Linked DNA regions of Homo sapiens: region 2 is linked to region 1. Evidence: read pairs that join two places in POLR2A ChIA-PET (ENCODE). Cell type or tissue: OCI-LY7. All regions are shown on one strand. Links, peaks and the distances in the headings refer to the core of each region. The heading gives the core; the rest is flanking DNA. Region 1 overlaps CORO1C (coronin 1C). Region 2 overlaps TMEM263 (transmembrane protein 263).

What was found. Peaks named below come from ENCODE experiments on the same cell type or tissue, not always from the same donor. Only the 100,000 strongest peaks of a DNase experiment are listed, where the experiment ranks them.
Region 2: POLR2A ChIA-PET joins it to region 1 with 5 read pairs; 3 of 35 experiments call an interaction of 5 or more read pairs at or near these places.

Annotation. Positions count from the first base shown.
Region 1 is chr12:108,640,047-108,645,429 of GRCh38, reverse strand. CORO1C (coronin 1C) reads left to right here. Exons shown (of 11, transcript NM_014325.4): 11 at 1-321. LOC105369968 (a long non-coding RNA gene) reads right to left here. Exons shown (of 3, transcript XR_007063449.1): 3 at 1-5,383. Among named protein-coding and RNA genes, the nearest start is that of MIR4496, 6.9 kb to the right of the region's middle. In OCI-LY7, for the core only: a CTCF peak has its summit at 2,461; DNase peaks (open chromatin) are centred at 2,719, 3,289, 3,789 and 4,189; H3K4me3 peaks cover 3,118 bases; H3K27ac peaks cover 4,100 bases.
Region 2 is chr12:106,966,010-106,971,392 of GRCh38, reverse strand. It overlaps TMEM263 (transmembrane protein 263), which reads right to left. Exons shown (of 4, transcript NM_152261.4): 3 at 4,213-4,282; 4 at 1-288. The coding sequence starts at 4,276. The coding sequence ends at 2. Among named protein-coding and RNA genes, the nearest start is that of TMEM263, 13 kb to the right of the region's middle. In OCI-LY7, for the core only: no CTCF peak of the experiment used is centred there; no DNase peak of the experiment used is centred there.

The DNA.
Region 1 (5,383 bases), core at 212-5,211:
TGAAGTAAAGTTGTTGATGGTGGTGAAACACCGTAGGGCATGTGGTTCAAAGAGAAGCAGGAGGGCAAGGGAAAGTTACCCTGATCTTAGTTTGTAGCTTATGACTTATTTAATGAATGGATGCCCAGCCAAGCTCAGAGTAGGCGCCCAAAGCATTGTGGATTATTTTCCTGTTTTGTCTTTTTTTTTTTTTTTTTTTAAGCCATGACATCCCAGAAGAGGACAGTGAATTACTCCTAGGTCGGCTCTTATAGAGTGGCCATAGTGTTCTGTCAAAACACTTGCTTCCATTTTCAGAGATAAAAATCATTGATTACAAAATGGTGTTTGTGTTTATTTCACGCCTTGGCTGTCTGTGAGGCAGCCCCCACCTCTCTGCCTGACATAGCTTCTCTGACTTTGGTGGACGAGCACGGTGCCATACTCCTCTCCGGGGGTAAGTACAGGGGAAGCGCGTGTGGGTGGCTCAGTTCAAGTACAAGTGAGGTCTCCAAGCCAGTCAAGCACTGTGTTTTGGCTTCCAGCAGACCTGAGCCTTTGGATCCTGCCTCAGACCTTTGCCAGCGGTGTGTCCTGGGATGGGGTTCCTAATCCTTCTGAGTCCCTTTTCTTGAAAGGAGGATGATAATTCCATGTAGTTCAGATGAGAGGAATACCTGTGTGGCCACACAAACAACCCTCGCTGCATGGCCGCTACTGTTACTATTATGAGTTGATTTTCTGACAGAGTCTTTGAAAGCACTTTTTCTTCAATAGAAGCAAAATTCTCTTGGCTCAGCTGTGACTTTTATTCCAGCAGGCTTCCAGGGTCAGTTGAATTGCAGGGCTTCCCTTTCGCACTATGACATTGTCTCGTGACATTTCAGTGATTGTAGCAAAGAATTTCCCACTGTTTGCTTTTTCTGAATATGATGAATGGTCAGCATAAAGCTCCCCTTCCTCAAATGCCTTATCTTAAAGTTGCTTTAGTCTATGAGAAGAATGGCTGCCATGTTCTTGGTCCACTCGTGGCTGCAGGAAGTAGAAGTTGGCAGGGCTCTCTGTAGACCCGAGGTGCCCGCAGTCAGCCAGGAGACGCGTGGTGGTCTGTTTATGACTAACTTGTTTTCTCACTCGGGCCACCTTGATTCTTTGCCAGAAGACCTGAAGGTCAGCATGCTGGCCCCAGACAGCCAGCCAGACCTCGTCTGGGGGGAACTTCCATTTTTTTTTTCAAGGTCACTTCCCTTGCTGTACTTGGTATTCTACACCCAGAAAAACTCTTTGTTGGCTCTTAAGAATCTGTTAACTCTAAGTGGGCCCTTCTCTTTCTGCGGGCACATTAAGTATCCCAGTGCTGGCAGTGGGTCACGGACATGAGTCACCGTCAAGGGCACGCCTTTCCTGCTTCAGACGGGCAACCCTTGATGTCCAGGCCGGACAGTGCCCTTTGTGCTCTTTTATTCGTTAAAAAGAAGTCCCTTGCCAAAGAATGTAGGGGTGGCAGTCCTCTCCTGCGAAAAGCGGGTATGTGCGGGGTGGACAGCCTTTCCAGAGGGCAGTCTGGCAAGTGGATCAAAAGCCTTAAAGGTTTTCTTAAGACCCAAGATTCTCACCTTTGGAAATTTTGTCCCAGGGAACTAGTGGGAGGTATATTCAGGAATTAGAAGAGTAAAATCAACTCTGCAGAAGGGGGTCAGTAAGTTACTTGTCATATCCATATGTTATAATTCTGTTCCATTATTTAAAGTCATTTAAAAAGAGTATTGAATAGGAAACATTAAAAAAATAGTAAAATAAAGTCAATTCCAACTTGGGTTTAAAATATATACCTACCTAGGTTGAAACATGAAAGTATATTATTTCTGGGTGCTGGATGTCACTACCAACTTTTTTCTGTGTATGCCAAGAGCCCTACAGTGAACTGTGTTGCTGATGTCAGCATAAAAAGTGTGTTTACAAAGTAATTCTCATCAGCTCTCTACCCCATGGAGTCACTCTGCAGTAAATGATGTTAGTTGGCTAATCCATTCAGAAGTAAAATGGGGAAGAAAGTGAAGTCCATTGGACCTCATAAGAACATTCAGGACCAGAACTTCTAGTGAGAGGTGTAGGTTTCCTAATACAGATATGTAAAACCAACCCCGAACAGATGGCTTGTGACAAACTTTTTAAAGGATATATGCATATACAATGTATACTTATGTGTAGAATAAATACCAGAAATGTTGTTATTGCTATAGGGAGGTAAAGTTGTGTGTAATTTCTATTTAATCCTATTTTTCTGAATTTAGAAATTTCCTATAAATGTATTTATTCCCAGAAAGGCATTATTAAAATTAATGTATTAGTGATAAGTTAATAATTATTAAGATAAGCATAAATCAGTGGAGATGTTTGAAATGGTGCAGCAACATTTGGTTAGCTGTGGGGGCAGCAGGGACACCAATATACATTCTTAATGGAGTCCACAGTTAAAATAAAACCTTTTCTTTTTCTATTTAGAAGAAAGTAAGTCCCTTTTAATCTACACTTCAGACTAGAAAAAATGTAAGCCCTAAAGCAATGGAATACATCACAAAGGAAAAGACAGATTGGCTATATAAAAATTAAATTACGTAAGACTTTAATATGGCAGAAAACAAAGGTCATCGGAACTGGGAAATACGTTTTCTTCCAATATAGTAAGGGCTAAGTATACTTTGATATGCTTCATCTCAGCTGCAGCTGCTGCCTCTATTTGAAACGTGACGTGTGAAATGTTAAGTCCTAGGCAGCTGATGTGCAGATGGCAGCTGTCCTCATCCCTCCTGTGGGAACCGAGTCCACCAGCAAATGGCTTATTCTCAACTTCGAACTTTGGGGTGTGGGGTGGGGGGGGGTGTGTTCGCTAGGCGACACTGGCCGTGGTGTGCCGGCTGAAAGTTCCCCTGTGGCGAGTGTCAGGAGGGCTGGGTGGGAGATGGGAATTACTGCGCATCCCAAGATCCTTGAGGATAAGGTGACTGCTGAGTTGGTTGGATTGGCTGAAATGTGGAGGGGGGTGAGTTTAGAGAGGCAGATGGGATCCTTCAAATTCATTGTAGTTGGAGTTTAATTCATGTGAACGAAAATGGGTAAGAGGGCAGATTTTAGGATCCTGAGTTTAGTGAGGGGCAGATAGAGGGTGAGGCACGCGGCTCCCTGACAGGCTTCATGGTGAGGGGCTAGAAAGCAACGTCAGGGCCGTTGCCCAGGGAGCCTGAGGGCAGAAGTCAGAGGAGGAAGTTACCCACTTCAGGACTCAACTTGGAAGGCAAGTAGACAGGTCTATTCTGCTGTCAGAAAAAATCTGCACACTTGAGCTTGGGCACTCACCACCGGGTGCTTAGTTTTGTTCTTAGAGTAGCTTCCTCACACTGATCTCAAAGAGTAAGTGGACTTTTGGGGAAGGACTTCCTGGTGGGTTTGGAACAGAACTGGGGAGAAGTGGCTCAAAGGCCCCCAGGCAGTTGTGGGGGCAGAGAAAGCTTTGGGCTGCCAGAGAGGAGCAGTCATCTGTGTCTCCGAGGGGAAGAGCAGGGAGCAGGCCTGGTTACAGTGGAAAGGGATCACACACAGGGTGCCTGGCCCCCAAAATGCTGCGGAACGTGGTTGGGGCTGGTTGCCAAGTTTGTCCAGGCTCCTCTCCACTGGGTGTCTCTCAGGCCCCCAGCAGCAGGGCTCCCTTCCCAAGAGCCCTGTGCCTCTCATCGCCCATTTCCTAATCTCTACCCCACTAGGTAGGGTTGCATTCGTCTTGGCATTCACTGAGTGAGAACTTGCATTTACAGTGAGAGTGTCACCGAGCTGGAGAGAACTGTAATGGAGCAAGTGACCCCTGGTCCAGCCAGGAGAGGTGCTCAGGCTAACACTTAGTGCCTTGAGGGAGTTCAGCAACAACATCCAAGCTTGGGGGCTCTAGTGATGAAGTCTGAGAACTGGGAAGTGCCCCATCCATGACAGGGAGCTGTTGCAGCTTCATTTCCGTGCAGAGATGCTATTTGGGTTGTGGAAGTTGGAATAATACCTCTTGGCGAACAAAATCCTGGGCTGCTTATCACCATCCCCACCTACAGCTCCCCAAATGCAAAATGAGTTCTTACCACCCTGAGCAGTGTCTTCAGGAGGCAGTGGCCTAGAATGCCTCATAAACCACAAGGTGGAGATTCCATCTGGGGATCTGGCCACCTGCCAGGTGCCTCCCCATGTAGATAACAGTCTAGTGTCCGAACAGCCTTGTAGCTGGTTTCTCTGCCTCCAACCGCCTGTTCCCTGTTTTGCTTCTAGAGTGATGTTTTCTGTCAAGGTCTCTGAAGGAGACACAAGTGATTATCCCTTTTGTCTACAGGAGGAAGTTCATGCTCTTCCACCTCTGAGCCTCCTTGACTCCCATCTCTTCTTGCGTATCCCACACCCAGGCTCTGGTTTCACAGTGCATCCATATCCCAGCTACTTCTCACACCTGCCCGGTGACTCCCCCAGCCTGTGCTCCCATCATTTCTGCGTGGACAGAGCCTCTCTATTAGCGTTCTCCAGAAGAAGAGAACCAATAGGGTCTGCGTGGGGGAAGAGAGAGAGAGATCGGGATGTATTTAAGGAATTGACTCATGATTATGGAGGCTGCTAAGCTCCAAGATCTGCAGTCAACAAACCAGAGAGACCCAGGAGAGCTGAGTTTTTCAGTTCAGATTGGAAAGCAGCTAAAAACTGATGTCCCAGCTTGAAGGCAGGCAGGAGTAATTCCTTTTTTTTTTTTTTTTTTTTTTTGAGATGGAGTCTCTCACTCTGTCGCCCAGGCTGGAATGCAGTGGCACGATCTTGGCTAACTGCAGCCTCCACCCCCTGGGTTCAAGCAGTTCTCCTGCCTCAGCCTCCCAAGTAGCTGGGACTACAGGCATGCGCCACCACGCCTGGCTAATTTTTGTATTTTTAGTAGAGATGGGGTTTCCCCATGTTGGCCAGGCTGGTCTTAAACTCCTGACCTCAGGTGATCCTCCCACCTCGGCCTCCCAAAGTGCTAGAATTACAGGCATGAGCCACACGCCTGCAAGGAATTCCTTATTACTCAGCCTTTTTGTTCTATTCAGGCCCTCAACTGAATGGATCCACCCACCCACACCAGAGAGAGCAACCTGCTTTACTCAACCCACAGATTCAAATGTTCATTTCATCCAGAAAACCCTCACAGACACACCCAGGGTAACGCGTGACCAGATATTTGGGCACGCCATTGCCCAGTCAAGTTGACAAGGTTAACAGTCACAGCTTCCTAACCCAGCTTCCCCCACCCACTTGAATCTGTTCTCAGAGCTGCAGCCATAGTCACCTTTTCAGGTATCAAGGTGGGGGAAGACATGCTAAGGCCCATGGGCTAACTCCAACC
Region 2 (5,383 bases), core at 119-5,118, 1.7 Mb after region 1:
TTCAGTCAGATTTGTCTTTCTTCTTTCCTGTTAAGGGCACTTTGTTTACAACAGCAGACCCAACAGCTGTAACACCTCCAGCCACAGCAGAGACACCCCCTTTCACCAGCCCTATTCCCATGGAAGGCACAGTTGTAACAGCTGTTTTGGTCACTTCCAGACTCTTTCCACCAATCCAAGCCACACCACCAATGGTGGCACCAACAGCTCCCTTTGTAACACTGAAGATACCCCCAGTCACACGGGACAACATGCCTGGCTGCTGCTGTGGGTGATCTTTCATTGAACCTAATGAGAGAAAATATCATGAGACAATCAAATATAAGTCACAAGTCTTTAAAAGAGCAGTACACATCATTAAGTAACCTAAGACTTCCTCACAACAGGAGGTTGATTTGATAAGGCCAACCACACTGATTCAAAGACACTGAAGAGCTCTTCCTTCAGGGTATAGTTGTACATGTTTTTACAATATCTTGGTCCAATGCTAAGTCTTAGTATCTATGAGAAGAAATGCTTTAGAGACTAGACAACTTTTGTAAAACAGAATCCTATTTTAAATGTTTCCTTGGTTTACGGTTTTGTTAACAAATAACCTTTATTTTACATCCTAAAAGGAACATGAAAAAATAAAAAGATAACTACATTTGGCCTTCATTTCCTTGATAGGATTTAATCAGTCATTACCGAAACAATCTTCTTCGTAAAATGCAGTAGTTTTCAAGGTATGGTCTGGGACCACTACAGATGCCGAAGACCATTTCAGGGGGTCTACAAGGTAAAAACTATTTTCATAATATTATTAAAATATCATTTGTCTTTTCACTTTCTGTCATGAGTCTATAGCAGTTTTCCAGAAGCAGAATGATGTATAATACAACAGACTGAATGCAGAAGCAGCTGCAAGAATGTAGCTGTCTTGCATTAATCCAAACATTAAAGAGATTTGCTAAAATGTATAAACCAGTATCACCTTGCTCACAATTTCCACAATTTTTTTTGTTTTGAAAGAATTACTATTCATAAAAATATTTTAATTATGTTAATATGGGTTCTTTTAATGCATAAAATATTCAAATTTCTCAGTTTTTATTGCTAATATGGTAAATATTGACAAAGACACAGCTCTTTGGGGCCTCAATTTTTGACATTGTAAAGGCATCCTGAAACCAAAAAGTTTAAGAACCCCTATTAAGTAAATACATTTGGGTCTCTGCTCTATGTCTCCCTTACTGACGTATTTAAAGAGCTAATACTATGTAAAAGTAAAAAACTATTCATCATTTAAAATCGTGTTATCTACCTAAAAAATCATTTTTATTCAGACATAAGTAGGATAGAGAAACTATAGATATGGTTAACACTTAAAATTACTGCCTCAGTAATTCTTATGAAAGAGAGTGTGTGCTTTAAGTATCTAGTTTTTAAAAACTAGAGATATCCCCCATAAAAGGCAATAGCAATATGAAAAATTAAGCTCTAAGTCATGAGTTTATTTTCTTTGTTTTTTTTTTTTAAATAGAGCCACATATATTAGCATGTAAGCTCAAACTTAGGAATAAAATGACTAGCAGAAAGATTTCATAAAAATTTGCACTAGCTTAAAATGAACACAGTGAACACAGGTCTTTTCTCTTTAGTAATCTAATATTTTTTTTTTTTTTTTTGAGACAGAGTCTTGCTCTGTCACCCAGGCTGGAGTGCAGTGGCGTGATCTTGGCTCACTGCAAGCTCCGCCTCCTGGGTTCACGCCATTTTCCTGCCTCAGCCTCCTGAGTAGCTGGGATTACAGGTGCCCACCACCACACCCGGCTAATTTTTTGTATTTTTAGTAGAGACAGGGTTTCACCGTGTTAGTCAGGATGGTCTCAATCTCCTGACCTCGTGATCAACCCACCTCGGCCTCCCAAAGTGCTGGGATTACAGGCGTGAGCCACTGCGCCCGGCCTAGTAACCTAATAATTTAAGCAGCAACAACACATAAGCATTAGTGTTTTTCTAAACTTCATGGAAAAATATTTGGTACTTACACAATTCAAGCTTTACTTCTGAAAAAGAGGGGTAAATTACTGGGTACGTAAGTCCAACTAAGAGCACCAAAACTATTAGATTCTAGCAGAATCAAGTTCTCAGAGAAGGTATCATGGGGAAACTGACAATATTTGATGGAGAAAATAAAAAATTCTGAAAACTGAGCTTTCCAATGCACAAGGCACAAATTTACCTTGAGATAATTTTTCTTTTCATTGTCTGAAGATTTTACATTTTATCACAAGTGGGAAAATCTCACTGACTAGTCAAAATATCTTTGCAAAATAGTGCATAAATACAGATACAGCAATAGCTATAAACTTTAAAAACCAAATATTTTTATTAAAACTACTTAATAAGTATAGTTAATACAAATTTTTAATGACTGAAGTAAAAGACTTAATATATAGATGGGCATTTGAATATATTAGTTATAAAATTATGATGGAAAGGATTACATAATTGGTAATTCTGTAATCGAGGTCACTAGCCCTAAGAAAAAAGGCAAAATCCTGATTTGAGGCTACAACAGATAACTGCCTCATGCCAAATATCTCATTAGTAAAACTATCTTGCCATGCCAAATTTGGTACACATGCATTTAAAGAAGACAAATAATTGTTCTTAATCAAGTCAGATAAATAATTAATGCAGCTGATCTCTTTTATTACAGTATACTCTTAATTATCACCATATAAATTATCTGCTTTGCAGATTCCTCTTGTTTAGTGGTTGGCATAGAAAGACATTCTGCTTTGTTCTCTTCCTTGACAATCATGCCCCTGGATGGCCTTTATTTATCCCTTTTCTGATTTCTTTCTCACAAAGTCCTTGTTAACTTTCTCACTGAGCCCTAACTTTTCAAAACTCCATGGTTCCAGACCTAAAAATGTAAGGCATGGAAAAGACCTGAGTTAGTAATTTTCCAGGCTATTCCTCCACCAAACTAAACTAAACCTAATCAGCTAGTTCTTTTTTTTTTTTTTGAGACGGAGTCTCACTCTGTCGCCCAGGCTGAAGTTCAGTGGCACGATCTTAGCTCACTGCAATCTCCGATAGTTCTTTTGAATTCTTTATGGCTTAAGTGTAAACCCTTTGTTGCTATTTTCCTAGCAATTTCATTTTTGCCTACCAATAAAAGAAATATAGGAAGAAAATTTTAGACAATGGGTAACAGAACTAGGAAAAAATATATAATACCTAGAGTCACAACCTCCAGCCCTAGTAATCAACATGCAATTCTCCAAGGAGATCACTATTTGGATTAAGTTTAGTAACAGTCTATACCAAAAACATGCCTCTAGTCATTTTCTGTATGTACTCAGGACATTCAGGTGTGTTTCCAAGGGTTTCTGAAGAATTAAAATGATTCATGATAACACAATTTTCAAACTCAAAGAGAATTATGACTTAAAAAGACAAATGAAGCAGATCCCAAGATCATGTGTTAATAGAGGAGAGGTACCAATTACAATATAATGAATAATAGGAGTTTAACAACAGATCTCTAATGCCTCTTGCATTAGGCTGATTTTGTATGCAGGATATCAAAACTAAACACAGTCCATCCTTCCTCTGTATCCATCCTCACCCTTTACAAATGAAAGGATACTTATACTTCTAAAATGGTCTTAAAAGAAGAATGACAGCAAAATATTATGCCTTATATGGTAAAATTGTGTCCCTATTCACCACTATCTATGCTTTCTTATTAGAAGCTAAAAATGTTATCTTCAATTATTTTGGGGACATATTTACTGACAAGGTAAACAGGTTATATTTCTTTAATAAAAACAATCAGGGCTGGGAGTGGTGGCTCACGCCTATAATCCCAGCACTTTGGGAGGCCGAGGCAGGTGGATCAACTAAGGTCAGGAGTTCAAGACCACCCTGGCCAGCATGATGAAACCCCTGTCTCTACTAAAAATACAAAAAATTAGCCAGGTGTGGTGGCAGGTACCTGTAATCCCAGCTACTTGGGAGGCTGAGGCAGGAGAACTGCTTGAACCCAGGAAGCGGAGGTTGCAGTGGGCCAAGATCGTGCCATTGCACTCCAGCCTGGGTTGACAGAGTAAGACTCTGTCTCAAAAAAAAATAAAATAAAATAAGTAAAAAATAAAAACTATCAGAACTTTAATTCAGTATATTTTTCCATTCTTAGTGTTACAGATGCATACTTACCTTCTGGTGGTTCATCATTAAGGTATGATGGGATTTCTTGTTGATTTTTATCTGTCTGATTCATGATCTCCTAAAAAAAAAACATACAAACACATTTCATTTTAACCTCAACATGTGAGACTACCTCTTATCACATGCTAAATTGCGATTTCATCAACATTATTCAGATAAACAACATTTTGTACCCACTATACAACTAGTCTTCATCTTGTTTCTCTCCTACTTCAAACTGCGGCATTTAATAAATACTTTAAATTATACCAGTAGACAATATAAATCTTATGTGAAACACTCACCAAAGAGTGGCAGTCATAGTATAAGTTTTCCTATGTTGTTACTGTGGTGCTTCAACTACAACTGAAAATTACTCACTGAAAGAGAGCTGGAAGGTGGGGGTTAGCCGACAAAAATGTTGTTTCCTCCTACAGAATACTGGTTAATTTAATTGTAATTTATTTCACAATAGACTTAAAGAAAAAAGTATACCAGAACTAAAAAAGGTGTTCCCTAGACAGAATGGTTATTATTAAAAAGTCAAAATATAACAGATGCTGGCAAAGCTGCAGAAAAAAGAATGCTTATACACTGCTAATGGGAATGTTAATTAGTTCAGCCACTGTGGAAAACAGTTTGGAGATTTCTCAAAAGAACTCACAACTACCATTCAACCCAGCAATCCCATTTCTAGATATAACTCAAAGGAATATAAATCATTCTACCACACACGTGTTATGTTCATCACAGTACTATTCACAATAACAAAGACATGGAATCAACCTAGATGCCCATCAACAGTGGACTGGATAAAGAAAATGTGGTGCATATACATCATGGAACACTATGTAACCATAAAAAAGAATGAGATCATGTCCTTTGCAGCAACACAGGTGGAGCTGGGGGCCATGATCCTAAGTGAGCTAACACTGGAACAGAAAACCAAATACCGCATTTTCTCACTTATGAATGAGAGCTAAACACTGAGTATACATGGACACAAAGAAGGTAACAAGAGACACCAGGGCCTGCTTGTAGGTGGTGAGTGGAAAGAGAGTAAGGGTCAAAAAACTATCTATTGAGTACTATGCTTATTACCTGGGTGATGAAATCATCTGTACACCCAACCCCCACAACACACGATTTTACCCACGTAATGAATCTGCACATGTACTCC